4 separate regions of the Homo sapiens genome follow, and all the other regions are linked to region 3. A link is a loop called in an ENCODE intact Hi-C map of the cell type or tissue named here. Cell type or tissue: endothelial cell of umbilical vein. All regions are shown on one strand. Region 1 overlaps SNX10 (sorting nexin 10). Region 2 overlaps LOC105375199 (a long non-coding RNA gene). Region 3 has its middle 56 kb from the start of MIR148A. Region 4 overlaps SKAP2 (src kinase associated phosphoprotein 2).

Evidence for each region. Hi-C counts contacts between places; a loop is a spot of excess contacts. Peaks named below come from ENCODE experiments on the same cell type or tissue, not always from the same donor. Only the 100,000 strongest peaks of a DNase experiment are listed, where the experiment ranks them.
Region 1: it touches region 3 in a loop (18-fold over the local background); 106 of 110 quality-filtered maps call a loop at or near these places.
Region 2: a loop joins it to region 3, with 6 times the contacts of the local background. A loop is called at or near these places in 4 of 110 quality-filtered maps.
Region 4: it touches region 3 in a loop (12-fold over the local background); 78 of 110 quality-filtered maps call a loop at or near these places.

The regions. Positions count from the first base shown.
Region 1 is chr7:26,360,476-26,368,475 of GRCh38, reverse strand. SNX10 (sorting nexin 10) reads right to left here. Exons shown (of 7, transcript NM_013322.3): 3 at 7,415-7,501; 4 at 3,841-3,941; 5 at 3,331-3,429. Among named protein-coding and RNA genes, the nearest start is that of LINC02981, 34 kb to the left of the region's middle. In endothelial cell of umbilical vein, a CTCF peak has its summit at 3,192 (motif pointing right); a DNase peak (open chromatin) is centred at 3,185; H3K27me3 peaks cover 752 bases.
Region 2 is chr7:26,086,704-26,094,703 of GRCh38, reverse strand. The region is part of intron 1 of LOC105375199 (a long non-coding RNA gene); the gene reads left to right. Among named protein-coding and RNA genes, the nearest start is that of NFE2L3, 61 kb to the left of the region's middle. In endothelial cell of umbilical vein, a CTCF peak has its summit at 3,565 (motif pointing left); a DNase peak (open chromatin) is centred at 3,563; H3K27me3 peaks cover 302 bases.
Region 3 is chr7:25,889,897-25,897,896 of GRCh38, reverse strand. No RefSeq gene overlaps it. Among named protein-coding and RNA genes, the nearest start is that of MIR148A, 56 kb to the left of the region's middle. RefSeq lists enhancers at 2,548-2,637, 4,831-4,910. In endothelial cell of umbilical vein, CTCF peaks have their summits at 2,349 (motif pointing right) and 4,891 (motif pointing left); a DNase peak (open chromatin) is centred at 4,806; H3K4me3 peaks cover 324 bases; H3K27ac peaks cover 333 bases; H3K27me3 peaks cover 1,109 bases.
Region 4 is chr7:26,663,753-26,671,752 of GRCh38, reverse strand. It overlaps SKAP2 (src kinase associated phosphoprotein 2), which reads left to right. Exons shown (of 13, transcript NM_003930.5): 12 at 1,561-1,662; 13 at 2,097-4,685. The coding sequence ends at 1,653. Among named protein-coding and RNA genes, the nearest start is that of LINC02860, 30 kb to the right of the region's middle. In endothelial cell of umbilical vein, a CTCF peak has its summit at 4,069; DNase peaks (open chromatin) are centred at 4,072 and 6,552; H3K4me3 peaks cover 305 bases.

The DNA.
Region 1 (8,000 bases), 470 kb before region 3:
CCATTTTTCATAGTTAGAGACTTACTGAGTTTATATTTTTTAGCCTATAACTTTCTTTTCATAACTATTAGAAGGGACTTTAAGTTTATAATTACTCAGGGGCAAGAATACAAAAGGGAGATTATAGTTAAGACTGAAGAAAAATGAATATATTTGAAAAATCTCACAATCATACCAAATTTAGCCAGCATTTAAGAGTACTGCTAATTTTAAATTTGCCAGGTTCTGGGATTCATATAGTATGTCCATCTTTCCTATAATTTCTTTATCTATAAAACTGAGATAATACCCAACTCCTAAGATTTTTAGTACTGAGACTAAAACATGTAAAATGCCAAACACGTAGAAAGTGTTCGATAAATGGTAGAAATTATTCTTATTTGGCACCTAGTCAAAGAAACAATTTTCCAATTCCTCTACAAAGATCAGTACTTTCTTATTACATATGTATCATTTCACAAATGACCTTAAAGAAAAATAGGTATATATACACATATACAAAGACATTGTGGTTTCAAAAGGTTTGAACATATTTAGTGCTTCTGGTTCATAACTTCAAAACTCACATGAAAACCAGGCTTTAAAAATGCATGCGAAAAACCTACAATACAAGCATGTTTCCATGTTTTAATGCTGTGGTTCCTAAAATTCCTCTACAAACAAGGTACAGGCTATTGATGGCTGGCCCTACTTAACAGGTAACCAGTGGGGGCTCAGAGGATGTCAAACTGGGGCCAAGACACAGTGCCAAGGTACACATCACATCCAGTTCCCTAGAGTGGACCCTGGTTGGGTGAGGGGAGGGGGCACCAGGGGCAAAGACATGGAGGGTACTACCTTACACAACCCGGGCAAGCACAGATCTGAGGGACACAGAAGGGAGGCTGGGGAGGGTCAGCAGGGGCCGCAGAGCTCAGTTCAGGCCTGAAGCCAGCCCTGTGGTATTTGACTCCTCACTTCCTTCAGGTTTAGGCTGTGTGGAAGCACCAGCTTTCATTTTTAAAGTGAAATATTAACTTGTAGACAAATGTTCACATACCACAGGGGAACAAATGATATCACAAGAGAACCCCCTGCCAATTCCATGATTTGACAATCCAATCGGATGACAATCCAGATTCAGTGTTAATGAATCTAGCCGTAGCCCTGGATGTGTACACAGTGCTCCCCCTAGAAGGAAGTGTCAGGACAAGGACTTGTTCATTCTGTGCAGTCCTATGTCCGTGGCACGCAGCCTGGCCCAAAGCATTCACTTAATAAACATCTATTGAATGAAGGATCGCTGCATGGTTTTTAGAGTTTTTTTCAAGTCCTTTTCATCTGTAGGACACAACCACCCAGTGAGGTTGGCTATGTGTGGGTACTATTATCCCACTCTATAGCAAACAAAGGCTTAAAAGGAATGAAGTGACTGTTCCAAGGCTCACATGCAGCTAGAAAAAAAACCAGGAACCATGATTATGGGAGACCTAGAACCCGGCTCCTTGAGTTCCTGAACCAGGACACTTTCTACTATGACATCTGCATCAAACACAACCAGCAAACAGTCAAACCATGCACTATGCAAAAATAACCTGGCACAAGCATAACCCCACTATGGCTGAATGACACTCACAGGGTCATTCATTTGGGTAGATCAACTGTGGATAGAAAGGTTGTGTTCAAAACAACGAAGTAATTCCTGGTCAAAAACACATACCCTGCACTTAACCAGCAATATAATTCAGAGGTACGTGCTGCCTTCTGACCTGAAATAAGACTTCCCTACAGAAGACAAGATGCCACAGCTCCCCGAGGACAACATGTCCTACACTAGAGTGACAGGCAATTCTGTAGAATTGTGTGGCAGGGACCACATCTCAAGGGAGAGGCCATCAGCCACCTGGGCCTCATAGAGACAACAATTAAAATCAGAGGCCTCCTCTAGGGGAAAGGGCAGGAAAAACTTGGCCAGGTCTCTGTCCTGCCATGCCTGTGATACCCCCCAAAAATACAATGAAATGTTTTCGGAGGACTTGGCTCTGCTAATCAGTTCTTCTGGTCTCTTGCCATGTTTATTCCTCTGGCTTCTCTTCATTGGCCCACTCTCCCTCAATTTATAATCTTGGATCTTTCTGTATGCCTCTAGGACACCTTCAAAGAAAAGGCACTAAGTCAATCTAATAGAAATAAATATTAATATTAATGTGCATACTTAATATCCAAACCCTTTATGAGAGAGCCAAATGGGGAGGAGGCAGTATATTTATTTCAGGCTAGCTCTAAGGTCCTATTTAGTGAACCCCAAAGGAGATGACTTCAGATCCTGAAACTACTAGAAAAAGAAACAGTTCAGGAGACTGGGTCCTGTCAGTAACTAGTAGTCATATGACTCAGCCTATTTCCTTATCTACAAAATTGGAAATTAGGAAAGCAAAAGCTGTCTCATGTCTAAGTGCATTAAGATAATAACAGCCAACATGAAGATAGCACACACTGCATGCCAGACACTGTCATGAGTGCTTTACAGTCACTAACTTGTCTAATCTTCTCAACAACCCTATGAGGTAGGTACTATGATTACCCCATTTTATAGATGGGAAGACACAGGCAGAGGAGGTAAATGATCTGCCCAAGCCCCCAGCTAGTAAGTGGCAGAGCGAGGATCTGAACTCAGGTAGCCTGGCCTCGGAGTCTAGGTGTAAATCAGCGTGCTATATGGCCTCTAGCATTCTGGGTATTCCAGCATTCCAGAGAGTGGATTGGGGGAGGGAAATCACTGGTAGTGTGAACTCAGGCAGCTTTAACGGCAATACCCACCATCACAGAGTAATCCAGAGTTAATAACTCACTGAGACTGTTCACACGCCACCAAATACTCCTTTATAAACATTCCCTTCAAAGATCAGCGTTAAACTATTAGAGGAACCCAGAAGGATATTAGCAGCCCGTTACTGAGCTGATTTTGGTCTGTAAATTCTAAGCATTGTAAAGAAAGACAGTTTTTAAGAAGTGCCTTTTGATGATTAGGCATATTTGTTTCCTGGCAAATTTTTACTTTTGTCAGCTAAACGCCCAGGTAATTTAGATCTGCTTGACAGCTTAAAGGACCAGATATTTAATTCAATTTGTTCATTGTTTTCTTTCTAGAAGACTTGGTCCCAAATATGTACGAGATGATGTGAGCCACAAGATGGTGCTCTAATATAGGAAATGGGCCACTGGGTTTTGCTCTAGTGCAGATTATTTGCATTTCAGAAACAGGAACACTCTTCCCCACACCACCATGCAGCTCTTGTAAAGCACTTGCTCACACCCCTTGTCTGGCCACAAAAGTTTCTGGACACTCACTTTCTGAGGAAATCTTCCAGACCCTGGCGACGCTGATCCACGTGCTGGCGATTGTTCATGTTGAAAAACAGGTTTTTAGATGGAAGTTCTGGCAGTTGTCTTAGGAGAAAGAAAAAACAATGTTTTTAAATGATTAACTCAAGGTGCTTCTGTTACAGAAATCCCTCAAAGTGAAGGCAAATTATGTATGATGATTATTATCACACAGTTATTCTATAATTATGATTATACATTATATAGTTATATAATAAGGGTATCAGGAAGTCAGCTTAAAGAAAAACCCATCTTTAAACATTTCTGAGGCCTTTCATGGCCTATACCCATCAAAGTTGGTGAAATTTAAGTGATAAATTTTAAATTCAGATGCAGTAGCTAAGAAACTAAAGCTACATATTGTAATCAAGGCAAAAGCCTATAAAAATCCTTCATATCTTATATATCTTAATGAACGTCAATTTTAAATACTGAATATAATGACAAAGTCTCCACAGTATACTCTAAATCACTTACACCAGCAACGCATTACTTTGGAGTCTCTGCCTCAGCCACACGAATTCTCTATATCTTCTTCGTACACAGGATGTTTTCATTGTAAAACACATGCTATTAGTCTGTACAGAGAAAGTAGAAAAATGAGTCTTACCTGAGGAAAAAAATGCATTTCTTGTATCTATAATTCACAATATGATCTCAACATTCACTCTAAATAGGATTTAAACCACCAAACATATATTTATATTTATGCCAGTACTCTGAAATCTTGCACATAACCCAGGAACATAACAGCCCTGAAGACAGCCAGGATGATGGAAATAAGCAGTGTTGCCCCAGGGTGAGGTATGACCTGGCCACTCCCTGCATCCTGAAGGAGCCTCCTACTCACCTATGAGCACTGCTTTCAAGAATAAATCATAAAAAATAAATCCTAACATATAAATGACAGGTAGGAGCTCAGGTTCATCCGTTGCATTTTACCACCATCCACGTAAGCTGGAGGAAACTTTGGGGCTTAGAGACACCTCCTCATGACCCTTTATGAGACATTGCAGAAATCTTCATCTCCTTGACATGGCCACCCTGCAGATCATACAAATCACCAGAAATCCTAGAGAACAGCATTCCCTTCTCTACTGTATGTGAGAGGGAGCGTGTCCGTCCGAGCCAGAGAATGACCGTGGTACGTGGGGATAAACATCTGGCATAGAGGACAGGCCGACCGGAATTCCAGTCCTGGTTCTGCTACAGGGCAAGTCACTCAAACTTCAGTTTCCTCAGTACTAAAATGGGATGAACTAGTATATATCTAATTCACAGGGTGGTTGTGAGGATTGATAATAAGCACTTGACCAATGTTATCTATTAATAATACTGTTAGTTACTAAGTGTTGGTTTCCTTCCAGCTATCCTAAGGCAGACTTGGAAAAAGCCACCGATGGTGTCCCCATGCTAAGCTCAGCCACAATGCTTCTCCTTTGGGTAAACATAAGACGAGAGTAAATATTCTCCTTTGCGTAAACATAAGACGAGAGTAAATATTCTCCTTTGAGTAAACATAAGACGAGAGTAAATATTCTCCTTTGAGTAAAACAAGCGACTACCAAAATATTTGTTTCTCCTGATTTTTGAAAATATGAGTATCTCTAGTCTCTGTATTTCAAAATCCGATTTTCTAATCTAAATGAGAAACAATTCTTTACCCCCAAGATCAGTACTATTTCAAAAATTATTATTCTATCACTTAATATGCCCAGCGATTGTTTTCCTTGGGAAATCTAAGTAATTATGTGCATTAGCTCTCAAACTGTTCTCATGAAATATATGACATGGTTCCTGGTATGCTTATGCTTTGTAAAGTTCAGAAAACTTCAGAATGTAGACAGGTTAAAAGGCTTATCCCCAAGGTAGCCACTGGTCTAAATCCCATTATCTTTAACGATATGGCAGCAAAACCCGCTGGAAGGAGTTTGTGGCAAATAACATCCTGTGGGTGGACTTATAACACACCAGGGCCTCACTCTACTGTGCTCCTTGGGGACTAGGTTTGCAGACCATGTTATACCAGAACTAGTCCCCTAACAAGGCTTGAGCAGGTTATCTTCCCGGTACCCTCTCCCTAAAGAATCCCAGACCACCACAGGGATTCCTGACATCTCACACACAGGCTGGGTCCATTTAAATTCCCTTTAATTTCTCTGCTCACAACCACCATGGTTGTCAATAACTAAAAATCCACCTGGTACCTACACCAGACTAAGGTCGATCCATAAGTCCTTCATTTGCAGGGCAGGTTCAGGGGAGTATTTATGATGGCTACCCAGCTCTAGGGTCTACTAATTTAAAATTCCAAGTAAATGTTAAGATCCCAGAGTTGTGTGACATCATCTCCCTTGAGGTTAATTTAAACAAGTTAAAGACCAGCTTCTCTACCTCCAAAGCTCTATGGGTTAACAACTAAGAGAAGCCAACCAGAACTCCCTAGCTCTGCCATCCACTTTTAATTGTATGACAGGTGGAAGTCTCTTCAAGATTAGAGGATACTGAGATCACTAACTGATTAAGTTCCTCTAATAAATCTATTTGCTTGTTTTTGCTGTCCACCAAGCCAAGGCTTATCCATTGTCAATTTATTAGCATTTCAGAAAAGTGCCAGGACACCATCAAATAGTATTTGTGGAACCCATCATTTCTGGCTCCAGATGGAGATTTCTGAATTTACATCAGGCTATTTATAGAGCAGAGCAGAATCTATACTTTCATTAATTCCTGGGAATAATTAAATTTCATGCCTATCATGAAGTGTGTGATAAGGACGCACAATTTTTTTACAGAAAGTTAGAAGGCAACTAAAACTATTTCATTTTACTTCAAATGCTTATTCTTATATAGTCATAATTTTCCACACAGAATGCAACTCTAGTGTGAGCTTATAAGTAAAACCAAAACAGAATCAAAATACATGGCATATCCTGGAATGGCTTTACAACACAATCAAAAAAGCAGTTCTGAGTTTTTCTTTTATTTTCAAAGTTGGGGAAACTTCAAAGAAAAAAGAGAAGAAAGGAGAATTTAAAAAAAGAAAAGTTCTACAGCTGGTGTTTGGGTGTCCAATATACCAAGTTAGCTATTTACAATGGGAAGATTAAATAATGGCTAAATTTTACTTCACTTGTGCTATGAAGTCACGGATACAATCTGGGTCAATTGCTATGCTCCCCAGTTGAACTAATTTAGTTTGCATCTGATATGCATCTGGTTTAGATGCAAAGAGTATTATCCTCAAAATCGGGGCCAATAAACTACAGCCTGAGGGCCAAATCTGGTCTGACACCTGTCTTTGCACATAAAGTTTTATTGGAATACAATTATGCTCATTCATTTATGCACTGTCTGTGGCTGCTTTTCACCTGCAACAGCAGAAATGAGTAGTCTCGACAGAAACTGTATGGCCCACAAACTGAAGATATTTACTACCTTTACAGAGAAGTTTGCTTACCCTTGTTTAAGATGGTCACAGAAGGCCACACACCACACAACATTTTCAAGAGATTGTGATACAGTAGCATCCACGCAAGGCACATCATTTCTAGTTGCTTACTCGTTACATTAATTACTCAGATTCTAGATAAATTAATCACAATAATTGCACATATCCATTTCCCACCTTCTGATTCTATATATAAAACACCACACATCTCTTTTCCAAAGAACTCTATATCCTCTCAAACTTGAAGGTTATCAGGCATTATATTATCCAGAAATATGCTATAGCAGATCATAAGAAATGCCATTAATGAGCTATAAGTACTCTTTACCCATGCATTTTAGATGCGTGCACATCTTCACATGTGAAGGCAATAAACATTAAAATGTTAATATTAACAAAGGAACAATAAGGGATTCAAATAAGTAATTTTTCAACTTTAGGAACCATCTTACTAGTTCATGTAAGATAAAAGCATTAGTTGTAATCATTCAAATTCAGTTATTTGAATGAGAAAAACTTTTACAAGTGTCAACTTTATCCCATAAAATGTATCCCATAAAAGTCCCTCAAAATTACTATTTCTACTGACTACATACTTACATGAATACATATCTCATAGTCAATGTAAGAATGCCAGAAGTCCTCCTTCTGAATCCTAGGATCTCGAACCCAGACACTTACAAATTCCTGTAATGGCATCATAAACAAAGAAATATTCTTCAGAACTGCAAGTAGGACTGGAAAGAACTGAACAAAACGACTGCACTAAAACAAAACTGAAATGAGCTTTAACCAATGTGGTACTTGTAATCCTTTAAAAAACAAGAAGTAAAGTTAATGAATCAGGCACCACGAGCAAATCTAGAACACACTTTTGCCACATAATGGAATTTTTAAAATAATGCAACACTGAGGTGGGAGCACTTCTGGATAGTTTTACTGGTTATCTGAAGACAAAGTATACTGTAAAACTGATTTTTAATTTTTAATCTTAAATAATTGGTTCAGGTTTTTTTCAAATTTAAAAAGTGATCATTTCTTACTTTCTTCATCTCTCTAAACTGAAACAATGGGCCCTTCTGGGTAAGGTGCTTCCTAGGACACAAATAAGAAAGGCACCAGGCCAAGCAGGGTGGCTCACACCTGTAATCCCAGCACTTTGGAAGGATCTCTTGAGCCCAGGAGT
Region 2 (8,000 bases), 200 kb before region 3:
ACCTTCAAAGTTTAGACAAAGAGAAGGAATTCAAATACAAATTCATGATACTCAATGATGGAAACGAGAGGGAGGTTGGATAATCAGTCTACATATGCGAGGACTTTAAGCAAGTATACATAGTAAGCTCATTTTTTGCTGTGGAAGATTAAAGATTTTCTGAGTTTCAGGTATCATCAACGCTCAAACATAATTTAAGCATCACTTTTTCTTCAGTTTTGGGTGTTTTGGAAGCCGCTGTGATCATACAGACATACATGCTTTTGGAAAGAGCGTTTCATTTGGCTCCCCTTTCTTGGAGGCCCTCTGGTTTCTTCTTTAATTGAGGTGGTCTCGCTGTAGACTACCACATTTCCCAGAAGAAAACAGCCAAGATGCTTTGAGGCGAGGAGTTGGGGGGAATGGGTAAAGAAAGGTGGAGGAGGAAAGGCAGAGAAGGACAGGGGAATGGTGAAGAGGGGGTCTGGGGAGAACTGTAGGATCAGCACAGCCATCTTTAATTGCTCCTTTAGGGGAAGCAACTACAGATCCTCCTAAGAATATGTTGGGAGGTGCTCTCCTAATATGCCCAAGAGAACAGAGCTGCTTTGGGTTATCTGAGTTATTGTAGTCGTAACAATGATGATGGTAAGGTAATAACTCTCATAGTAATATCTACCTTTTTTTTTTTTGAGATGGAGTGTCACTCTGTCTCCCAGGCTGGAATGCAGTGGCTTGAACCTGGGAAGCAGAGGTGGCAGTGACCCGAGATCGTGCCACTGCACTCCAGCCTGGGCGACAGAGCAAGACTCCAAAAACAAACAAACAAACAACACACCCACACATACACACAACAAAACAAAAAAACACAGTACTTGGCCTTGGAGGAAGTAGACTGAAGGGAATATTGTTTAAATAGACTTTTAAAAAAACATACAATGGAATATATATACATATACCATGGTATATATTTTTAAAAAAACATACAATGGAATGTATATATATATACATATACAATGGTATATATTTTTTAAAAGACATACAATGGAATATTGTATAACAATGAGTAGGAATAATCTATTGCTTCTCACAACAACACGGATATTTCTTAGAGAAAATATCATGCTGGATAAAAAAAGCCAGACACAAGGAGTACATACTGTAAGATTCCATTTAGATCAAGTTCAAAATGAGGCAAAACTAGTCTATCTTGTTAAGTGTCAGGATGTGTTACTCTTAGGAGGGAATGAGGTGCTGGTTACATTGTTTCTTAATCTGGGTATGTTTGCTGTGAAAATCTATAGTTAGTTTATAATTTGTATACACATATATATACAAGATATTTAGTAAAAAATGCATGCATTTACTATTTGTAGAAAAGTATCCCCATTATACCAGCATGATGGATTTTGTTTTTGCCATTTGATAAATGAAGAAACTGAGATCTAAGAGTTTAAGTGACTTGTTGAAGGCCACATAGTAACAGGTGACAGAGCCAGGCTCTAAGCAGGCCTGTCTGGCCACCAGGACCATGGCTTCACACTCTCCCCCTGGGCTCTGACAGCTCCTCCCTGCCAGGTCTCCAATTCCTCTTCTCTTTGGCCACAAGTGGAGCTTTCCATGGAGAAACTTTTGTTTTTTGATAGGACAACTACAGAGCTAGAAGGCCTTTCTCCCACCTAGATTACACCTGGGGAGGATCTGCGGTGCAAAGTTTTCATAGGCCTGGTCTAACACTGTGAGCAGCTCTATCGCGTTAGCTGTGGCCCTCTCTGTTGCTGGCAACTTCAGCTCCAAATTCCTCTGAAAGCTTCTGTAAGGGGAGCAACATTTGAATAGTTGGATGGTGTTCACCTGACAGAATCTAGCTAAAAATAAAAAAGAGGTTTTAATGAGATGCCACTGGTGGCATAATATTAGCTGATTGACACGTTCTGGTTATTTCGGTGAAAAGAAACATTTAAAGCATAGCTGGCCCTGTTGTCCAACGTGGCAGTAAATTCTGGTCACTCATTAGTACAGTTCGAGCTAGAACAGGGGGTTATGCAAGGAAATAACACCGATGGCAGCTTCTACCCTGAATACAAAGGAAAGTGATATACAGTGATTACGTGAAATCGAGACATGCTTAGCACAGGAGAATTGGATCAATGCTGCATCAAGGCTGATGCTCTCTCTCATACACAGGAGAGGTTAGTATGAGAGTCAGGCCAACATTCAGCTGGAAAAACACCCAAGCTATGTTTGGGCTGAGATCCCTAATGTGCCCTCCATTTGAAAATGCATTTTTCAATGTAAGTTGATTCGTTGAACTGAAATAGAATTTTAAGTGCAATATTGAGATCTTCTGAATAAATTTACTGGAAGTTCTTGAGGTTTTATTTCTCTTAGGGTCAGTCTATTCCTAAAGTGCTCCTTTTCATGTGTACGTGTGTTTTTGAGTGTGAAATAGAAATCGATGAGTTTGGCTTAGTGGTCAGGATGTAAAAAGGTGTGGCCATAGAAACCTGAATCTTGACAAGAACACTTTGCCTCGGGCAAGGTTTTAGTTTTTGGCACTTCCTGTTTGGAGGTTCTAGACAAGAAGGTTTCCCTGTCTCCTGAGGGTCCTGCTGGCTGAAAAGGGTTCCTACAGGACCAGGCATGCTTTGACACAGGGGAGGCATTTCTCAAGGGTCACATGGATTGACTGAAAACGGGGCTCTAATTTGCTTAGGGAGAAAAAAACTCAGCAAATATTAATTAGTATTTTCTACTTAATTTTTAAATTTAGAGTTATTGAGGGGAAAAGGCATAACAGGAAGAAAGTAACAGAGCCTCTGGATCATACACGGTAGAGATACTTTAAATGAAAAATGACTTCCATCACGAGGTTAAATTCTTTTTCAGCATCTCTTCTATCACAAAATCTTCCAAAAGGAGATGTTCCATCTCCACTCAAGATGGACTTATTTATTCACAAAAGGTGGTCCACTAATAAACTTTTACTTTGAGAGCACAGAATTTAAACTTTTATCGAAATCTACTTTCCTTAAGCTAATTTTGCCAATTCATGAGTGGAATTTACAGTAAGGACTAAAGTTGAGGGTAATATATTCTTTGGTATAAGGTTGGCTTTTTTCTCCCTCAATTTTTTTTTATTGTGATAAAATACACAAACGTAAAATTTACCATCTTATCCATTTCTAGTGTACGGTTAGTGGTAGTAAATACATTTATAATATTGTGCAACTGTCACCACCATCAATCTCTACTCTTTTCATCTTATAAAACGGAAACTCCGTATCCATTAAATAATAACTCTCCATTCCTTTCTTCCTCCAGCCCCTGGCAACTACCAGTATAAGCTTGGTTTTATAAGATTTACAAGAAATGGGTATATGAGACTTGAATGCTGATTTTTAGGAGAATGAGAAACTATTCCATTACATTTCTCCATTTTAAAAATTAAGGAGGAAGAAAATTCTTTGCTTTTAAGCATGTTGGGATCTCTGGGGACAATCGGAGAAAGGGTTTTGTTTAATTGGATCTGAAATGGAGTGGCTGAGAACAGAGGGAGCCCTATTCATTTAGGCAAAACAGAGACATCTGCTGGTGGATTGGCAGACTTACTTTTCCACAACTTACAAAGACCCCTGAAAGGGTCGTATTTGCAAGACAGGGACAAATCTGTCACCGTTTTTGCTGTCTCGATTTTTAAAGAGCTGTTGTCTAATCATGGAATAAGAATGTTCATAAAAGAGAAGAAAATGTACATATGCAATTTACTAAGCTATGTTGCTTTGGTAAGACTTTTCTTGACTACTTTCTTTTCTTGACTATACCTGCATTGAAGAGCCAGAATTCTTTCAGAAAAGGATCACCAAGCTGTGGATTAAAAGGTGAACTTTTGCCTACACCTTTCAACCCACAGCTTGTGGCAAAAGGGCCCTCAACTCAAGAGCAGTTCCGTGAGAAGGGCTCACTTATTCCTAGACGAGCCAAACCGCACCCTGCTGTGTATGGCTTCTCGGGTAGGAAGTGTCTGGCTGGGGTCTAGCCCAGTTTCTCTGTGGGCTAGCTACTTAATGCTCAGCATGTTATTTTTTTTTTTTCTTGAGATGGAGTCTCGCTTTGTCACCCAGGCTGCAGTGCAATGGTACAATCTCGGCTCACTGCAACCTCTGCCTCCCGGGTTCAACTGATTCTCCTGCCTCAGCCTCTCGAGTAGCTGGGATTACAGGCACCCACCACAACACCCAGCTAATTTTTTTTTTTTTTTTTTTTGAGATGGAGTTTCGCTCTGTCGCCCAGGCTGGAGTGCAGTGGTGCGATCTCGACTCACTGCAAGCTCCGCCTCTCGGGTTCACGCCATTCTCCTGCCTCAGCCTCCCGTGTAGCTGGGACTACAGGCGCGCGCCACCACGCCCGGCTAATTTTTGTATTTTTAGTAGAGACGGGGAACACCCAGCTAATTTTTGTATTTTCAGTAGAGACAGGGTTTTGCCATGTTGGTCAGGCTGGTCTCAAACTCCTGACCTCAGGTAACTGATCTGCCTCGGCCTCCCAAAGTGCTGGGATTACAGGCGTGAGCCACCGTGCCCGGCCCAGCATGTTAGCTTTCAAAGGGCCTAAGCAATACCCATTTTATATGGATTAAATGAGATTTGAGATGCAAAGGTCAAGGATGGTCGATAAGGGCCAGTTTCTTCCCTTCTCACAGAGCCTTCCTAGCCACAGTCACTATCTCTCAGTTGGGCAGGCTCCTCTAATCTCAGAGATGATGCTGTGAGAATGCTGGCTAGGATTCTCAACTCCCTGAACCAGCGTGTCCTTCTGTTAGCTCAGACACAATAAACACCAAACAGAATTCATCACCTCTATATCAGTTCGTTTTTGCGCTGCTGATAAAGGCACACCTGAAACTGGGAATAAAAAGAGGTTTAATTGTGCTTATAGTTCCACATGGCTGGGGAGGCCTCAGAATCGTGGTGGAGGTGAAAGTCACTTTTTACGTGGTGGCAGCAAGAGAAAAATGAGGAAGAAGCCAAAGCGGAAACCCTGATAAACCCATCAGATCTCATGAGACTTACTCACTATCACAAGAACAGCACAGGAAAGACCAGCCCCCATGATTCAGTTACTTCCCCCTGGGTCCCTCCCACAACACGTGGGAATTCTGGGAGAAACAATTCAAGTTGAGATTTGGGTGGGGACACAGCCAAACCATATCAACCTCCAACTACCTCCCTGACCTCAAATGGCTTTGAAGAAGCAAAAAGGAGCTATTCTTGATAAGAAATTGAGGCATCCAATGCATTGCCAGAGCCTGTTTATGTCATTGGAAGCATAGGTGGGTGAAGTTGGGGCCTTGGTTTTCTTTTCTTTAGGATGGGGACAATAACACCCCTTCTCCCAGGTTTGCGGTGAGGATGCAGCGAGGTAAGCTCACAGGCTTGGTCTCGAGGTTACCTTGTAGGTACACTTACCTCATAGCCCCAACTAGTGAGCTCATAGCCCCAACTGGCCTGGCCCAGAGGAGGTACTCAGCATGGCTACTGAATTTTTAATAACATATTCTCACAGCTGTGTCTTTTCTCCATTTCTGTTGTCTCCAGGCCTGGATTAATGCAGCCTCTGCCATATTGGTCTCCAGGCCTTCAAGCCGCTGCCCTCTCCCACTGTTCTTACAGGCTGTTGGCCAAGCTAATGCCCCTTAAGTTCACTTCTTGTTGGGCTATTTCCTAGTCAAGAAACCAGACAGGCTTCTTAAACAACCAACCAAGCTCCCTAGCCTGTGTCTAAGTCCTCTGTACTCCGACTCTACCCCACAGTATCCAAATTTACGTCTTGCTAATCCCTGAGGCACAGTTTCCATTCCAGGCAGAAGGTCTCTGGGCACACCTTCTATATTTTGGCCCCAGGCCTTTGTTTATGCCGTTTCCCTTATCCTTCAGTCTGGCCTCTATCTTCAGAAGTAGCTTAAATCCCACCTCCACTGTGACCTTTTCTCTAATTCTACAGCCTAGGATGATTTTTCCCACAGGCTAATTCCTATTGCTTTAATACAACCAAATTCCTATTTGGATAATAAATCCCATGCTGCACCCATCAGTTAGAATTTAATTGTCCTAGAATTTTTCTTATAAGCATTGTGAAGTAAGGCTCTGTGCTGCTTTAACCTCTCTGTGCCTCAGTTTCCTCTTCTGTGAAATGGTGATGATCATAGTTCCTGTTTCATAGGATTGTTATAAAGATTAAGTCAACATGTGTAAAGCAAGTGTCTGGCCCCTAGTAAGTGTTTAACAGTGTTAGCTATTATTATTGTTCTGGGAACATAAAAAAGGGATCAGTGCAGCTTGTTTGATTATTAGGCATGTTTGTGGGGAAGCCATCAGGTGCTGGACGAAGGCTTTCACAGCCGTCTGACCCAATATTGTGTATCTTTTAAATGGCACATTAATTCATCTGACAAATATTTATTGAGTGCCTACCATGTTCCAGGTAATACTGTACTGTAGGTGCTGGTCTTAGCTTTGTTTATTTTTGTATATGTGGCCAGCTAGCTATTCATATCTTGAAAAAACAGTGTAGGTCAAATATGGTCATCAAAGGGGCTTTAAGTTCAAGTCTTGGCTCCATCTGTGTGGCCTTGAGCACATAATTGACCACATCTGGGCTTTAATCTCTGCTGCATAATGAGCGCTGAAGTTCAGTTCTCCATCTTAATATTTGTCAAAAGAACTAACGATGCTTTAAGTCACACATTAGCCAGGCAGAGATGGGTCCTCTCTCTGTTCTTGTTCCCAGCAGGCCTGGATATGGGATCTGCTTGTCTGGACCTGCACTCCACATGCTTGTTCTGTGACTATTAGTTAATCACCTTCTGTTTAAGGAAGGGCCTCTGAGGAACTCCCTGGCCTCATTCACATCACTACCCTTTTTGTTATTTTAGATGAATAGAAGAGAACATGATTTTGCTCCCCAAACGTTATGAGAGAAAAAGGGACGTGTGTACCTTTATCTATTTGTCATCTCCCCCTTTTATTTCCCTATTTTCCTGCCCTTTCGTAATTAAATTACACACATGCAAGCATATCACACAGCTCACTTATATGCTCCTTAACAGAAGGCCCTAAGATATATTTTTAAAAAATCCAAAACATTCCTGGCAGCGCCTAGCACACTCCTAGTCCCATATGCTTGCCTAATACATACTTGCTGAGAGATGGAAACTGCCCTAGTTGCCATCAGGGAAATGGAATGCTTTGTTTTTTTCCAGTGATTTCCAAGTGTGGGTTGGTTGTGAACTCTACCATCTCCTTCTCTCCCCTTCCCAACTGAGTCAGAATTTCTGGAGCCAGGACCAGGAACCCAGATGTTTGACAAGTATCCAGGTGAAGTATCCAGCATACTGAAGTCGGAGGCCCGGAGAGGCTGGCCCACCTGTGTCAAACTCAAATCAACTACAGCTGCCCGTGAGCTAGATGAGGCCCCATTGACTGTTGGCTCAGAACAGCAGCTTCACAGAAAGAGGCAGCAGATGCCATTTAGCTCTGGCTTGTCTAGCCTGGGTTGCCAGTGCCTGCTCCCAGTTGCTCAGTCCTGAAGCCTGGTGTTCCCATGCACTCCCTCAGTGGCCTCAGTCGCCAATGGCTCCTTTCCCTTCAATTGTCAGCCTTCGTCATGTGTGGCTTCCTGAATGAAGTTCAGTTTCCCTTGAATATGTGATTTGCAAACCTGGGCATGATCTAGTCGCTTGGATTTTTCAGGACTAGATTGCTATATTCTGGGGAGTAACATATTCTAGAGCAGCAGATTTAAAACTTTCTGGACCATGACTTAGTTTAAGAATTCCATTTTACTCTGAGACTTGAGCTATATACAGATACACACACACACACACACACACACACACACACACACACACACACACACATAAATATGCCCAGTGGCCAGGCACGGTGGCTCACGCTTGTAATCCCAGCACTTTGGGAGGCCGAGGCAGGCGGATCACTTGAGGTCAGGAGTTTGAGACCAGT
Region 3 (8,000 bases):
GAGAAGATTAAGGATGTATGATTTAAAGATGAAAACCACAATTGCAATAGAGCATGTGGCAAATATTTCAAGCTAGCAAAGTTTGACTAGGTAGTGGAATCACTTTCATGACTAAAGAAAGCTATACTGAATGTGTAGGAGTGAGGCTCTAGGGAGCCTCACTAGGAGAAGCTCTTGCAAGATCCCTGCACCATGTGGTAAGCTGGTTTCTTCCTCCGTGGTCTTTGGCCCTGGCTTGTTTTGTGTGATAAAAAGGAAGAGTCATCGGAGAGCTTCATATACAGCGAACACAACCTCAGAGATACTTTGGAGCTTTCTGGGTGGGGGAGAAAGACGTGGCAAAAGCAGCTGAAGGATTCAGGGTTAACACTTTGCCTTTTGAAGAGACTTCAGTTCTTGGAGGGCTTCCAGTCTGAATTTGGGGAATTCATCAACAGGAAAACAAATAGCTGGCAGGCTCTGTATTTACTCTGCCCTTCTCAAGGTTGCAACATAAATCTCCCAACTTGGAAAGCATTAAGGCCGAGGAGACATTTTGTGAGTTCAGGGACTCTCCTCCAGTCTGCATGAACCACGTCTACCCTCATTTCGGGAAAACACAGGCACCAGCCCTCAAGGTGCTGCGGGAGACAGTACTGACACTGTTTGACTCGCTTGGGGCAGACTGGGGAAATGAGAGCTGGAAAACTTGAGTTCTCAAGTGAGAGCTGTTGGTCTGCTTTGGAAAAAACCCACTTACGCCAGGAGAATGAAAGCCCTGAGAAGTTCTCACTGGGTGAGTTTATGGCAGGCTTGCCATGAAAAATACCCAATGGTTCTTTGATGGTGCCCGAATTGTAATATAGCTAGATCAATTCTGGAAGCAACCTTCTTCAACACCACTGGAATATGTATGCTCCCATGCCCAACGTTTCCAATTAGCAGAGAAGCTAATGCTGGAAACCATTACATATAATCCAGAAAAACTGTCTATGTAACATTATAAAAATTGAATATGTGTCAGAAGTGGATTTAGATTCTTTGGGTTAATATTATTTTTGCAATTAAGTAAGGAACTGACATTAATTTACTTGCTCTGTGTGATTAGGTTAATTTACTCCAGAATAATCTTGCATTTTAAAAATTAAAAATGGTAGCTGTATCTTCTCATTATCAATCAAACTAGCAGTGGCACTACAGAAACATCGTCATTTTGTACTCAACTGTGCTCTTATAGACAGTCAAATAAGCACTAAAAAATGACAAATTACCATGCTCTGATAGATCTTCACGTTTAAGTACCTACAAATAACTGTCCATTTGTGAATGGTTAAGCTTAATCCATTATTTTTCCTATAAGCAAGATAACCTCTTTCATAAATAGATATCTACAAATAATACTTAGAGCAGTTTAACTCTTAGATATAATAATGCCACAGTATGTAGAAAACGAAATAGGCTTACAAAAATAAAGCTAAATAGTTTATCCTTTTTTTGACCTTCACAAATGTAAGTGTTCTATCTATGGCTCTATAAATTGTTTAAATCCTTTAATGATGCAAATGCGCTGATAATGTTCCTATACTTGCTGGAACTATGGTTCTGTTAATATTTTGAAAATTACTTTAATTAACCTTATCTCATTTTGTAGTAGTTATAGAACACTTTTATATTTTTTAACTGTGCACTAATTTGTTTCATCATTAACCTTGGGTTTTACCCTTGGTAATTATGGTAATTCATAATTTGGGTTGTGTCAGGTGCTAGTGGATTCAAACAATACATATTGTGGGAACCATCAATAGCTTTGGTAGTCAGGATTCTTTAGTTTGCAGGGGACAGAAAAAAGGCTTGGCAGGCTGGAGGGTAGAGGGGCAGGGTTCCGCAGAAGATTCCCAGGAATGGTTTTTAGTTGGCCAAGGACTCTGGTGGAGGAAGGGGGATGCTGAGTGGCCTAGGTCAGGCACTTACCCGACCCTCCCTAACTCCTCCTTCTGAAATCAGAGAGGGAGGAATCTGTGATAGAAGAAGGAGGAAAAGGAATGGATAGCCCCAAACACTGCGCACTATAATAGTTAATCATATTGATAGTGAGCGCGCGGTCTCTCTCTCTCTTTCTCTCCAGGCAGCCAAAGACTGCCACCATATGCAACTGGGTCCTGCATTTTTCATCTGCATCACCAATTTGTCACTCGAAAACCCAGGTCTCAATCCTCCCTGATTTTTCCAGAAACACCACTAGTATCCAATTCAGTAGGTCCCTATCATGGGCAGTGCGGGGGCGCCGGGCGTGGGCGACGCTCGTGTGTGACTCGCAGCTGGGCAGCCATCCCCGCGGGCGTCCTGGCTCCCCTTCCCTCTGAAAGCGCCGGGGCGGGCCAGCAGGGGGCGAGTTTCATTTCCGCACCGGAGACCCAGCCGGAATCACAAATGCCGCGAACTACACCCTCCTTTCCTGATCTGGCCAGGAGTCTGTGTCATTAAAACTCTCAGTTCTGCTTTTCCCTATATTAACATTATCTTCATTTTGAGCACATCACGTTCAGTGACAGAAAAGGAGATCCCATGAGTCACTGGAGGTAGACTTAAAATAGCTTAAGGATGATATTTCATGGATGTTAGTGACATCAGTCGAAGAAGCAGTGCTTTCAAAGAGCAGAATTCCTCATATTCACTCTTCGGATACCCAGCAGTTTTCCAGGTCTTGGTCTATACCCAGCCTTTTTCTTGGAGGAAGGTGCTCATCTTCCCACACAGGCTACACAGGGGGCAGGGAAAGTTGGGACAGGTGGCACAAGGCCATGTGAAGCCCCCCGTCCTCCTGCCGGGGCATCTTACATATTGCTGCCACTGCCGAGGGGGCATATCTGTGTATAGCTGCCCAGCAGAGTACAGGGAAGGTGTTATGTGGGAAGGAAGACTCCTGGGTGGGTAGGAGTTTGGGCTAAGTCCCTCCTGGTCCAGGTAACTTAGCTGGCCCCTGCAGATATGAGTGGTGGGAGACGGGATCCGGCGGGTGAGAGAGGGGAACCACAGAACCACAGGCTTTTCTCAGGTCGGGGAAAGACCTTAGAGATCACTTAGCTCAATGTCTTCTTTTCCTGACGCCCAGGGAAATTGTGAACAAATTCACCACCACAGAACTAGGCAAGTCCCCTGGTGGGCAAATGGACACCTTCACAGAAGCCATTTTCTTTCCTTGTGTATTATGTATCAAAGGCTAACTGTTTAACAAGCAACCCCGTGTCACAGTGGCTTAACACAAAACAAGTTATTTCTTGCTCTTGGACCACTGAAAGCGTTTCTTGGACAGCTTCCATGCAGTGATTCAGGGACCCAGGCACCTTTCATTCTGTGGCCCCACCATCCCTAAGGGCCTTAATGTTTGCTGCTGAGTACTCTGCATCTGGCTGTGACAGGTAGAGAGAGAGAATGAAGGACTGTGCAGGAGGTGGGCAGGCCTCACTGCCACTCACATTCCACTAGCTAGACGCCACTCTCAGGGCCAACCTTCCCCCAAGGGGAGCTGGGAAATGTAGTCCAGCTGTGTGCACAGGAAGCAGATAGGATGGCTCGGGGCAAGCACACAGCAGTGTCTGCCTCACCTATCTTCAAAGAAAACAGTCTTTGAGTTCTTTTGGGTTATTTACACTGGGTAGCAGAAGGCACATGATCTTTGGAGGTGGACAGACTTGGGTTTGGATATTGGCAGTGTGACCTTGGGCAAAGAAGTAACCTTTAGCCTCAGTTTGCTCAGCTGGTAAATGGGGCTATCTTGTGGGTATTACCTGAGGTAAGGAATGTAACTTGTCTATGTTACCACGTGGTCTCACATGTTTGTTTGTACAAACCAATGGGGCTGGGAGTATTGTTGGGGGAGGAGGAAACAGACTTCCTGTGTCCCATTTCCCCCACTCTGGATGGCAGCACTGCCCAACAGCTTCATTAGACGCCAAGAGTGGTGGCACTTTCTTCTGTCACTTGTTAAATTTCGATGTAGTTCATTCTAATCAATATGGGACTTTGGAAGGAAAAAAAGCATTCCCCAAACCCACAAGCAACCATTTTATTTGATTCATAAAAATTCAGTCACTGAGAAGGCAGTTCCAGCAAGAGAGTTTTGATCCTTCTTGCTCAGGCTGAGATGGTCACATCTAGAAAGCAGTGATTTTAAAATCCTATTTTCTTCTGAAAAAAAAAAAAATTTTTCTGAAGGGCAGTGAAAAGAGAAATAATCTAAGCTGAAGTGTCACTTTTCACTTATGGATATTGATGCTCTAAGACTAAATCTGGCTGACAGGAGTAAAGAGAACTGCCTTCTCATCATGGGTGAGACCCTGCAGGGTGAGATGTGGCTCAGGTATCATGGTGTGCCCAGGGACTGGCACATTAGGGGCTTCAATAAATATTTGCTGGTTAAATTAATAGGTGATTGAAGACAGTTACAGAAGTAATAACAACGAAAACAATTTTTTGGCCTGAAACGTCACTTTTTTTTTTTTTTTTTTGCGGGGTGGGTGGAGGGGAGGCAGTGGAATCCTGCATTTTAGTTTTTGGATTCCCTGAATGGTTTCTTCAATCATAAATGTTTGCTAAACACACACACACACACACACACACACACACACACACACACACACGCTCATACACGCTCATACACATGCCGACATTCTATAGGAAGGTAAAATAAAGAGGAAGCCCAATTGTGTCTGCCTTTTTAGGGCATTGTCCTTTAAAATAACCTTCCAAGCCTAGCTAGTTAAGCTTAGTGGCGATAAGATATTGAAAGCAATAAATAAATCCACATACGGATCTCAGAAGGTTAACAGTTTTTTAAGAAATTATTGTTCAAATCCAAGGGTAAAATGGCGCCTGAAATTACAAAACGTGGTCCTGTAGTGCCCTCTGGTGTCTTTTGCCTGGAATTGTCAAAGTCTGCCATTGCACCTAGCTCTAGTTATTAGCATAATCTTGATTTATTTGAGTCCGGGACTTTGGGGCCCTGGCTGATTTGGAGGGGAAGTGGGGGACGCAGGAAGCTGGGACTACTTTCTTTCAGGCCTTTTTTCAAATGGGTTACCAGCACAATGTAAAAATAATTTTATATTAACCCTGGTATAAGATTTAAAAATTGAAACGAATCATTATCTTGAAAAGAAGCCTTTTAGCTCCAAAAAATTATTGGCTTTTTTTCCAGAAGGCATATTATGCAGTTTCTTTTGTCCATTAAGCTATTCTTTGCAAATCAATTGGACAGAGGACATTTTTTAATTTCAGAAATTAATTATCACATGTAATAACTGAACCATTCTTTATTTTTTCTTGATACCCATTCAGTTAAATAAAAGACATGTGAGCTAGTCTATGAAATAGAATAAAGATTATGAATAAAATTAAAATATTCTAAAAGACAGTATTTTTTATGTTAAAAAAGTGTTGAAATTTATTCCATAAGGATGTTCATATTTTGAGGAAGGGGAAACTAGTCAAATTATACATATTTGGCAAGTGAAAATGGTGTAAGGCAATCACTGAGAGTTTTAGATTGTTAGTATTTGTTAATGAATCTGGCTTAACTCTAAATGCTGCAGCCAACATGGTAAAGTGCTATGAAAAAAGAAGGGTCTTCTTTCACCACCTTCTGTGAAGATGAAAGTCAATTTAATTCAATTTGTAGGTATTTAATGGGTGGCTCTGAGCACCAGGGACTGGGCTTAGGCCTGGCCTGGGTGGAATCCCTGACCCTCAGGAGCTCCAGGCCCAGGAGGGGGACATGTTGGCAACACCCGCCATTTGCAGTCCAGGGGATGCAGGCTGCGCTGGAAAGAGAGCATGCAGGAAGGAGCCTGTGAGATTGAAGGAATCAGGGGAGGCCTCCCTGGAGGACATGACCTTGGAAGATAGGAGTCAGCCAGGTGGGCAAGAGATGCAGGGCATCACAGACACAGGAAGGGCCAGCAGAGCACTTCTTTGGAGCAGGGATATGGAGGGGAGGAGAGGTCAACCTAGAGAGGGTCCCCAACATGCTCTACTGAGCCAAACAGTTTTATAACAAGAGCCTGGAGTGCTCTGCAGGGTTTAGGCCAGAGAGGGATACGTGCAGCCCAGTAGCCCAGAGAACATGGGTTGGAGGGGAGCCAGCTGAGGTTGACCACAGATTCTCAGTGGAAGGACAGTGCATGTCTCAAATTCTTCTCGCTTTGTGACAATAGTCACCAACGTTTATGAAGACCCTTGCAGGCAGGAGTGCAGAGCAGAGAAGAGACTGGAGCTTCGGCACTTGGCAAGACCTCCCTGAAAGGCTGGCTTGCCCACTGCCAACTTTGGGCGGGTTTCCTGACCTCTTGAAGCCTCAGTGTTTTCCCCAGTGAACTGGGCATGATGAAACTACTTTCCAGGATTGGAGAAGGTGTATAGGATGTGATTGGCAGAGGGGCTGGCACATTGCAAGTGCCTTGTAAATGATACTTGACTTTTATTAAAGGGAAAATGATTCACATCATAAAAGCTCGAGATCAAGCCAGGCCCCTGCATATAATCTCATGGCAACTCCAAACCATCTTATAGCATCTGGTTATGTATATTTTTATATGATTATACGATTAATGTCTGCTCCTTCTTCTAGCTCCACAAAGGCAGGACTGTGTCCTGCTGACAGCCCATGTGAACCTTGTCACCATGGTTCATGTGCATGGAAGGTGCTAGAAAATAGCCATCAAATGAAGGACAAGGAGAATGGCTGGGGACAGCTCTGCCAACATCTTCTTGCTTTGGTGATGACAGAACTAAAAAATGGTAAAGGAACCCAAATATTTCCCATAATACTGTGATTCTGGGACTGAAAACTTGTTTTGTAACGTACAGTTGAATTAGGGGCATTAGTGTCCTCATTCTAGCCAAGTGGGAGGACAAAGTAGTGGTTGACAGAACTGGCCTCTGAGTCAGAAAGACCTGGATTAGGGTTTCAGTTTCATCACCAACTTCTCTGCGCCTGCATTTGCTCATCTGCAGAATAGGGATGAGATGCTTTGTTTGCAGAGTCCTGAGGACTAAACAAGGCAACCTACTTAACACCCTTAGCACAAACTCAACTCCTGTTTTTAGGTGGTATTGATTATTGACTTTATGGATGAAAAATGTCTTTCAGATTCTGGTTCGCTGTTCTGTAGCACGGGAAAGACAAATAGTGGTTTCCATGTTTATTCTCTGCAGTAAAGAAAAATTATCCTGTATTCAGTTTTAAAGGTTTAAAAATCTCAAAAACAACAACTTCTCTGCATCTCTAAATTCACATCAAAATTTTTCAGTGTATTGACAGAAATTGTATATAGCTGTAATTAGTTAATACTATGTGCTGTTTTCAGGTTTTAGCATTGTTTGAATATATATGTGTGTATGTGTTTATGTATTTTTAGGAAGTAAATTAATTCATTCCTCTTTATACATAAATATAAAAATATTCATTTTTATACAAACATGGAAACAATGAGAGACTGAATGAGTTTGACTTCATTCCCATGCCAACCTAGTACTGGGTGCTGGGACTAAAATCCTGGTCTCTGGAGGGTTTTATGAGTAAGTTTGGTGTCGTTTAATTCTTTGTACAACGTCTTCCTGTTGCTTGTTTGTTCCTTCCTTCCCCCACTCATCAGCATGGGTCGAGGGCTCACCACCTGCAGCCAGAGGACTGCGTCAGGACTGTAGATACAAGGAGGTCCATGCACCGAAGGAGCTTGGGGCACGGGCAGAGCTTCTCAGAGGGGTGTGGGTATCAACCCTATGGTGTTTTGGAAATTTGGACTGACGTTTTTGTCATCATAAAATTGAGTGGGCAATGAAGATATTCCGTGGGCAGAGGCCAGTGTTGCTGGAGATCCCAGAATGCCTAAGAGTAATGCCTGGAGGAATGCCACCATGCTCCTCTCCACACTGTCCTCTGACAGCCAAAGGCTGTCCTGCCTCCTGCACGTCTGTCAGATGTCCCACCAGACAGTCACTGATAAGTGAGGAAGCTGGTTATA
Region 4 (8,000 bases), 770 kb before region 3:
TCGTTCCTTATACAGCTTCGTCCACTAAGTTCACACTATCAATGAACTTTAAAAGTTTAAAACTTAAAATCTTGAGTTTACTGCCTCACAAGCCAGAGCTGTGCCCTCAATAGAATAACAATAGCAGGAGTGGTCTTTTCTCCCCTCTCCCCCTCCACTTTGTTCTTCCAATAAACCTAATCCTGATACTGCCCACTGTTTGAAAAAGTGCCTATGGATTTTATCCTATAATCTCTCTATTGATAGACTACATATCAATACATACACGCTAATGTAATGCTACATTTGTATTAAAGAATTGCATAATTTTCCTTTCTGATGGTCAATAGCATACTAATCAATACAAATATTAAGTCTGTACTAGTATTAACATTCCCTCCCCACATATAACTCAATATACATATGCACATTTATCTATGACTCAGATGCTGGAAAATCATAACCTATTAAATTACTTTTGGGATTGATTTTGAAAATTTATCTTATATGAAAAATTAAATTTGAGCACTACAATGCTTGTGAAGAGTATTGCTTTTGGAAGATATTATTCTTGAAACTTGAAATTCATTTTACTTTGTTTGTATCTCACTACACATAAATAAATTTGAGATAAAAATACATTAGTCAATCTGGCAGACATATGAGACCGGTTATGGAGTATTCACAATGCCTAAAGCAGTGGTGTATCTGTCAAAGGAGGAAAAAGTGGGAGAAAAGGAGGTATAGGTTTGTTTATCTCAAGTTGCAAAGTAAATGCAAAAGTGACTCATCGACCACTCTGTTTTAGAGGTAGATTAATATTTTGCCTTTATACCTTGAGATACTTTTATTTCCTATTGATCTTCCACTATAAGGGTGACTCTAACAGCACCTTTAAATTCCTTCTACCTATTCTTTATCTAAGGTAGTTTATGGTCAATAATAAAGGAATAATAAATGCCTTAGGGAAACTATTTTAAAGGAACCTATTTGTGAATTATTTTTTAAGCAGTTTTTTGGTATTATTAGTGTTTCCGTATTCTCTAATTTATCTGTTAAAGTGTGTATATTAGATTTTCTTAAGAAGGGGCACACATCTATCAACATTCTAAATCATTTTAGGTCATATAAGTTTAAGAAATAAGTAGTTTATTGTAAAAAAAATTATTTTATCCTTGCTAGATGATAAGCTTCTTGAAGGCAAATATAATAGCTTAAGGATCCTGGCTTTAACCTTCTATAGCCTCTTACACATGAAAGGTATCCCCAGGCTCTGTGGAGAGAGAGAGTGTCCCCGAGAGAAGGCTTCCTGAGGTAGTTTCATTTTCTAGGTTTTCATCATGAGTGATTGTTTCTGTGTTCTGTGCCCAATAATAAACAGGCTTTGTGTTATACCTTAATTTAAATCGTTGCCTAACAGCATTTTAAAGTGTCCAGAAACAAAAAGATGAAAATGTTTACATTTGCAGCTCAAGCTCTTTTAACTTTATAAATAGAAATAACATTTCTAAGAAGTTGCATACAAACGACATTGTACTTACACCAGTCTAAAGGTTAATATTGCATATTGTTTTCAATTAGGAATACAATAGATATGGCTGGTGGGTAGGAGAAATGAAGGGAGCCATTGGCTTGGTGCCTAAAGCCTACATAATGGAGATGTATGATATTTGAGAGTCCTGGGTAAGTACATTTTAATCCAATATTCTGTAATAGCTCATATGTTCTCTTGGTCTCTTCGTTATGAGTCTTTGCCTTTTTAAAAGTCTTTAGAGTTTTCTGATAACACAAAGATTGTGCCCCGAAATCTTTTTTGTTTTGTTTGATCTGGTTTAATTTTTAAAATAAGAATTTTTAAAATAAAAACTTTATGGAATTTACTTTGGAAATGAATAGATTATTTAGAGAAAGTTCTTTTGATAGTAACCAGCTGTTTTCCCAAACTTCCTCCTTTTCAGTAAAATACCACTTTTTATGGCCTTTCTGAAGAGTTGAATTGACAAAATGTTGAGTAAAAATACATTTTTCCTTGGCTAAAAGTGTAATTTTTTTAAGCAGGAAAAATCAAGTTTCAGCTGAATCAAAAATTAAAATGCAGCTTTCCCTTTCTCCTGCAGAAAAGGAAAATTCTTCTGCTTGTCTGCAAATGCTTTGGATTTAGAAGCGTCATGAAAGCACGAGTGACAGCTCCTAACCTCTCCTTGTTTTATTAAACATTACTTATCTTTGACTGTTATTTTATGCAGTCGCTCATTAAAATATTCCTCTGATGTGAAATTAAATGAAGGATATTAATGTAAATTAGATGCAACCAGTTAAGTTATACCTGTTGCTATTTTGCAAAGAAATAATTATAGTTTTTATTTACCCATTTGATTTGTGTGAAGAATTCATCACTATTTTATACGTAACATATAGTCTACTATAGCATAGTATGCTACTATTGCTACTTCTGGTGTGATTTGTAATGTTTCTTAATCATTGGACATCAATTATTTTTAGAGAGTAATGTATAATTTCATAGCATTTTAAATTTAGTGTATCATGCGAGTTTTTTTTGGTAGATGCTGAAGAATGTGGTTGCTAAACAAAGAATGCTAAAGAATGTTCAAACTTTATAGATAACTTTATTGTTATTATTTATTTTCACACATTTAATTCCTATTAAGTACAGCCGCAAGAAAGAAAAAATGATGAAGTTGCAAATGGCAGTGTGCTGTCACCTGCAACAGAAGTGCGTACCAGAAGTATGACTCATGCAAAGCATTTTACCGTACAAATATCCTGGTGCGATGATGGGCCTGGCAACATTTTCTACTGTACTTTTGTTTAAATTTAATGAAACAAAAAATTCCTAAGAAATACCACCCTACCACTAACAAAATGGTATAAAGAATCTCCCAGCCAGGCCAACATGGTGAAACCCTGTCTCTACTAAAAATTAGCCAAGTGTGGTAATGTTCACCTGCAGTCCCAGCTACTTGGGAGGCCAAGGCACGAGAATTGCTTGAACAAGGTAGGCAGAGGTTGCAGTGAGCCAAGATCGCGCCACTGCACTCCAGCCTGGGCGACAGAGTGAGACTCCATCTCAGAAAAAAAAAAAAAAAAAAACAGAATCTCAGTGTATTCTCAAAGTAAAAAGGCATAACCAAGCACTCTCTTATCTTGCCTTATTGCTATACTATTTACATCCCACTGCAGAACAGCAGATTTGAGGCTTTTCTATATACTTCTCAGAGCACTGAAAAGAAAGGAAGGGTTTGCAGAGGAGAGTGTAGAAATCCCAGTGGTAGCATGTACCAACAGGTGAGTAGAAAGGTAGTGTTAGCCTGACATTTGAGTTATACTCTGTGCTGCCTGAGCAAGATTTGTAGAATCATATAATTACCTTTTCATGTATATTTGAAATCAGAGGTGTTTAAAATACCTATGAGATACCAATGTAGCCTTAACATATGTCAAAATGCATTGCTGGTTAGATAATTATTTGGACTACACATAAACTCCTAATATTGAATCATTACCTATCAGGTATTATCTTTATGGAACTTTTCAATATCTTTGCTTTATAAAGATTCTAAACATGTATCTGAGCTGGTAATATTTTAAAATCTCCATTATTTGTGTAAAACTGTTTATAAGCAGTGTTTGAGAGGGTCTGCTTTACCATTACCCCCTCAATATCATGATCATCCAATCTCAAATGTGAAAAAAAAAAAGAAATTTGATTTTAGGGATTGTGAGTAAACAAGTTTATATAGAGAGACATTGTGAAGTTAAAGTTTTCAGAAGTTACATTTGTGCAGTTCTTACCTTTTCCTCATATAGTGCCATTGAAATAGACTGAAATTATCTTGGCAAAAGTTAGACAACCAAAGACGACTTTAGTGGACTGGTTTTCAAAACTTGAGCAGCTGAAAAGCAAAAGCCGTTGTTTCCCATGACAATGTAGCCTTTGTGGATTTGGGTTTGTGCTTTGGGTTGAAAAGAAGTTTTTAGTCCTAGGCCAGTAGATGGCAGCAGCTTTTCATTGCAGACAAAACCTCTTGAAACCCTTCCCCCATGGCACAAACTCGCCCATGATGGAAAGCATCTAGATTTCTGCCTCCTTTTACAGTTAATCCAGGAGAGGGAGTCCTTTGCCAACTGATGACCAACAGTTCCAAGCCAGATAGTCTCGTGAACAGTGACAATACAGAAATAAGGTGTTATTTCTGTTCAGATCTCCACCGGCCTTTGTTCTTTTAAAACTTGAATATAGGTGGGAGACATAAGAAAGGAAAGAAAAGACTTAAAACTGGAGTGACAGGACAAATAATCATTACTTTCAATTCATGACTGCTTTATATTCATTTGATGAAATCATTTGTATACAAACCAGGGAGAGTTTTCTTTACACCCTTGACAATATATCACATACTCTTCAAGATCATAATAATATCATTAATATAAATTTAAACAACATGGCTTGTTAGAAAATATGCTAATTGCTATGGTCTCATTATGTTTGCTTAGCTTTTATTTGTTTTTCTGTGAACAGTTAGAGAGCTAATTTTTTTCAAAGGTGATTGTAAGTCATATTTTATATAGCATTTTGCTTGATTATTTGCTCTGTACTGAATTTGTACTCTATTGCCATTAGATCTTACAATAATGTTCCACTCTGCAAATTTTTAAGGTTCAAATAAAGTTTAATTGTTTGCAAACTGTTATGATGCTAATAATTCAACAGCCTGCTGTGTTACTAATGAAATTACTTTGTTATGATTAATTTGGAAAATAGTGTGTTGATTGTAGTAATTAAGCACAACAAGGTGAAGTAAATGATTCTAATGCCATCTGGCCGCCAAACTGAATGAAGAAATGAAATAGGGCTGTCATCTGAATTTATTCAAAGAAGTAAGGATAATACAAATGACTTTCATTGCTTTAGGATTTACACTTAACACAGCTCACTCCGTTCTATTTTTGCCACTTTGCTGCATATGACACTTTCTTTCATAGAAAAAGAATGTCATTTAGTCCAGCAATTGTTTTGAATACTTTATTTTATTGGAAGCTGATTATTTTTACTGTGTGCTAATTTAATTACAGATAATTACATAAAGTATTATAGGACCATGGGAAAAAGAAATCACTTTTCAACCATGTGTAGGTGAAATCCATATATATGGGGTTTCGTTTTTGTTTCATGTTTTGTTTTGTTTCACTTTTTGCTATCATTACACAACCACTTTGAATATAGCCTTGCACAAAGAGTAGGGCATCCATTCAACTGTTTCTTAAATGTGTACAAAGGCTCACTCTTAGTTCTTATGATTTCTACTTTTTATATAATTTCATGTAATTTCTGCACTCTACTACTTGCTACTTATTCATAGACTGGTACTATCCAGGGTCATAATTTAAAATAGAACTGAGTTAGATATTATGAATTCAGATTTGCAGTTCAGCCATTAGAAGAAAATTAACCCTAATATACATGTTGTTTAAGAGCTTGAACTTCATCAGTGAGACTGAGTGAAGCATTGTGAGAATTTTTAAAGTTCTAAATTTCAGATAAATCAGTCATTTGTATTTCATTTGTTGGAGTTATAGACACACACCATATAGAGATCACTTTTGCTTCTCTTGAGTTCAGTAGGTTCATGACTATTGAAAGCAATCCACATGGTAAAGAAAGAGGTGGTGAAGAGTGGAGATCAAAACATGATCAAGCCATGGAAAACACAGCTTCACTCAAAGGTTGAAAGAATACTTTGTGTGTGTGTGTGTGTGTGTACACTGTATATATATATAAAATAAAAACATTTGATGAATATGATCTTATTTATAGTAATATACTTAGTATTCAAAAATACAGAGAAACAATAAGTACTACATTGTTAAAATATTATTATACAAGTTTAATATATACTCAAATGCACAACAGTTTATACTCTGGATTGGGAACAAGAGATTTCTAGACATCTCAGCTTTAGCCAGTTTATTATACGCCTACTGCTTTATAGTTGAGTTCTTCCAGAATATCTGTTAGAACCTCTGATAGCATACTATTTTATGATGAGATAAATACTTTAAAAATCATATGATCACAGTAGCATGGAATGACATTTCATTAATGCTATGTTTGAGGGGCTTTTTCTTGTTTCTGCTAGTAGAATCTGTTCTACCATTACTTATACACAAACATATTATTTATTGCCAGCATGGTACACATTATATGGTGTGGATCCAGTAAATATTTGTTAATTAACTGATTTGGCACCCCACAATATCTCAAGACATGAGATTTAAGAAGAAAAGAGCTTGACTAGTAAACCTGGTAGAGAAAATGCCTTTATACAGTTAGTATATCCCATAATACTATCAACAAGTAGATTGGATTTTATTGTTATAACAGAATTGAGTGAGATTGTGAATAATAAGAAAGTTGAGTTGTGGTACATTGTCCTTAGATGTTTCCTTCCTTTCTTCCCTTGTGTTCAGTGTTGTGACCTCAAATAAGAGGCACAGGTGCCTCCTCGGGCAGCTTGGGGCAAGTGATCTACTTTCACTTTCCAGTGAAACATCTCAAATCACTGCTGCCCTGCATTCCACTTGCGTAATATCAGAGAAGCCTTTCCTGCATCTGATCTTGAAAGCATTCTAGCTGTCGCCTTGGGCAGATCAAAAATTTGTGCAAGTAAGTGGGAAGTTTCACAGTTGCTGCCAAATCTAATCATAATTTAGCTTTTGTCCTTTTTGTTAACTTTTACTCCCTGTTTATTTAAAGTTGTATGATTATGTTAACTTGAGTGCTTTGAGTCCCCAAAATGAAAGGAACTGTAAATGCAGAAAGTCGCCTTAGTCATACCACTGCTCAGTTTAGGTCTTCAGTGTTGAGAGAGGGGCTGGAAGTTGAGCAAGCCAAAACACTTGACTATGTGCAAAGGCGTGAATATAGAAACTGCTCCCAAAGCCCATCTCTTAAGTACCTTTCTTAATGCTGGAACTTTGGAAGGTGTTTCCCTAGGTTTCTCTCCTCTTTTTTTTTTTTTTTTTTCTTTTCAGTTTTCTTTTTTGTTATCCATTACTCGGAGAGGCAATATAGCACAGCCCTTGTCTGTTTTCTGTTTATTGGCCTCAACTTTCTAATATAAAAATATCACTCCTGCTAGAGTAAAAGCAGGTGCCATTTTGTAGCTTGAACTGCAATTTACTTCTTGTTTGAGGAAAGTGTCACACAGGTACTCTCAAAGGAGAAAATTAATGACACTAGTGTATGCTGGTTAAAGACAGCTGCTTTCGTGGAGGAGAAAATTCCAACAAATAAGCAGATTCTCATCTACTACCCTCCCCTCCCAGCTCCCATGGGAGTCTATTTAGAAAACCTTGTGTTCTTTATCACATCAAATGTGATGATAACAGTTTAAGTCAGACTAGTAATAGTAATAGCTAACATTTACTGAGTGTTTACTATTTGTCATGCTGTGCACTTTTCATTCAATTCTTATAACAACCCTATGAAGTAAGTTCTGTTATTCATTACCATTTTCCCGATTAGGAAACAGGCTGAATAATTTGTCCCCAAAGCCTTAGGGTAGTGAGTTACCTAACCAAGCCTCACACCAGCCTCCTTGCCCTGAATTGAACACTGTTCTGCTGCGCAGTACTGTGATGAATTAAAACCAAATGCTTATTTGGATTCTTTGCATATAATAGGCACACAACAAATGCTTGTTGACCACTGATGAGGTCACCATTTCTAGAAAATAATCTGAAGCATGTGAAAAGAATCATCCAATAATTGACAATTGGATAGCTGAATTTGGCTCACTAGTCAGGAAAGCATACCATGGTTATCATATCAGATCCAAAGCAGCTGATCCGCAATGGAGACGAAACTTTTATGCAGGAACACTTGACGTTCCAGTCCAGATGAAAATAGGAAGTCAATCAAAGCAGCAGAGTCCAGAGAGGACACCAAGCCAAACTGACCCTTTTCTAAGGACCTTTTCCCATCCTTCCCACCTCCTCCA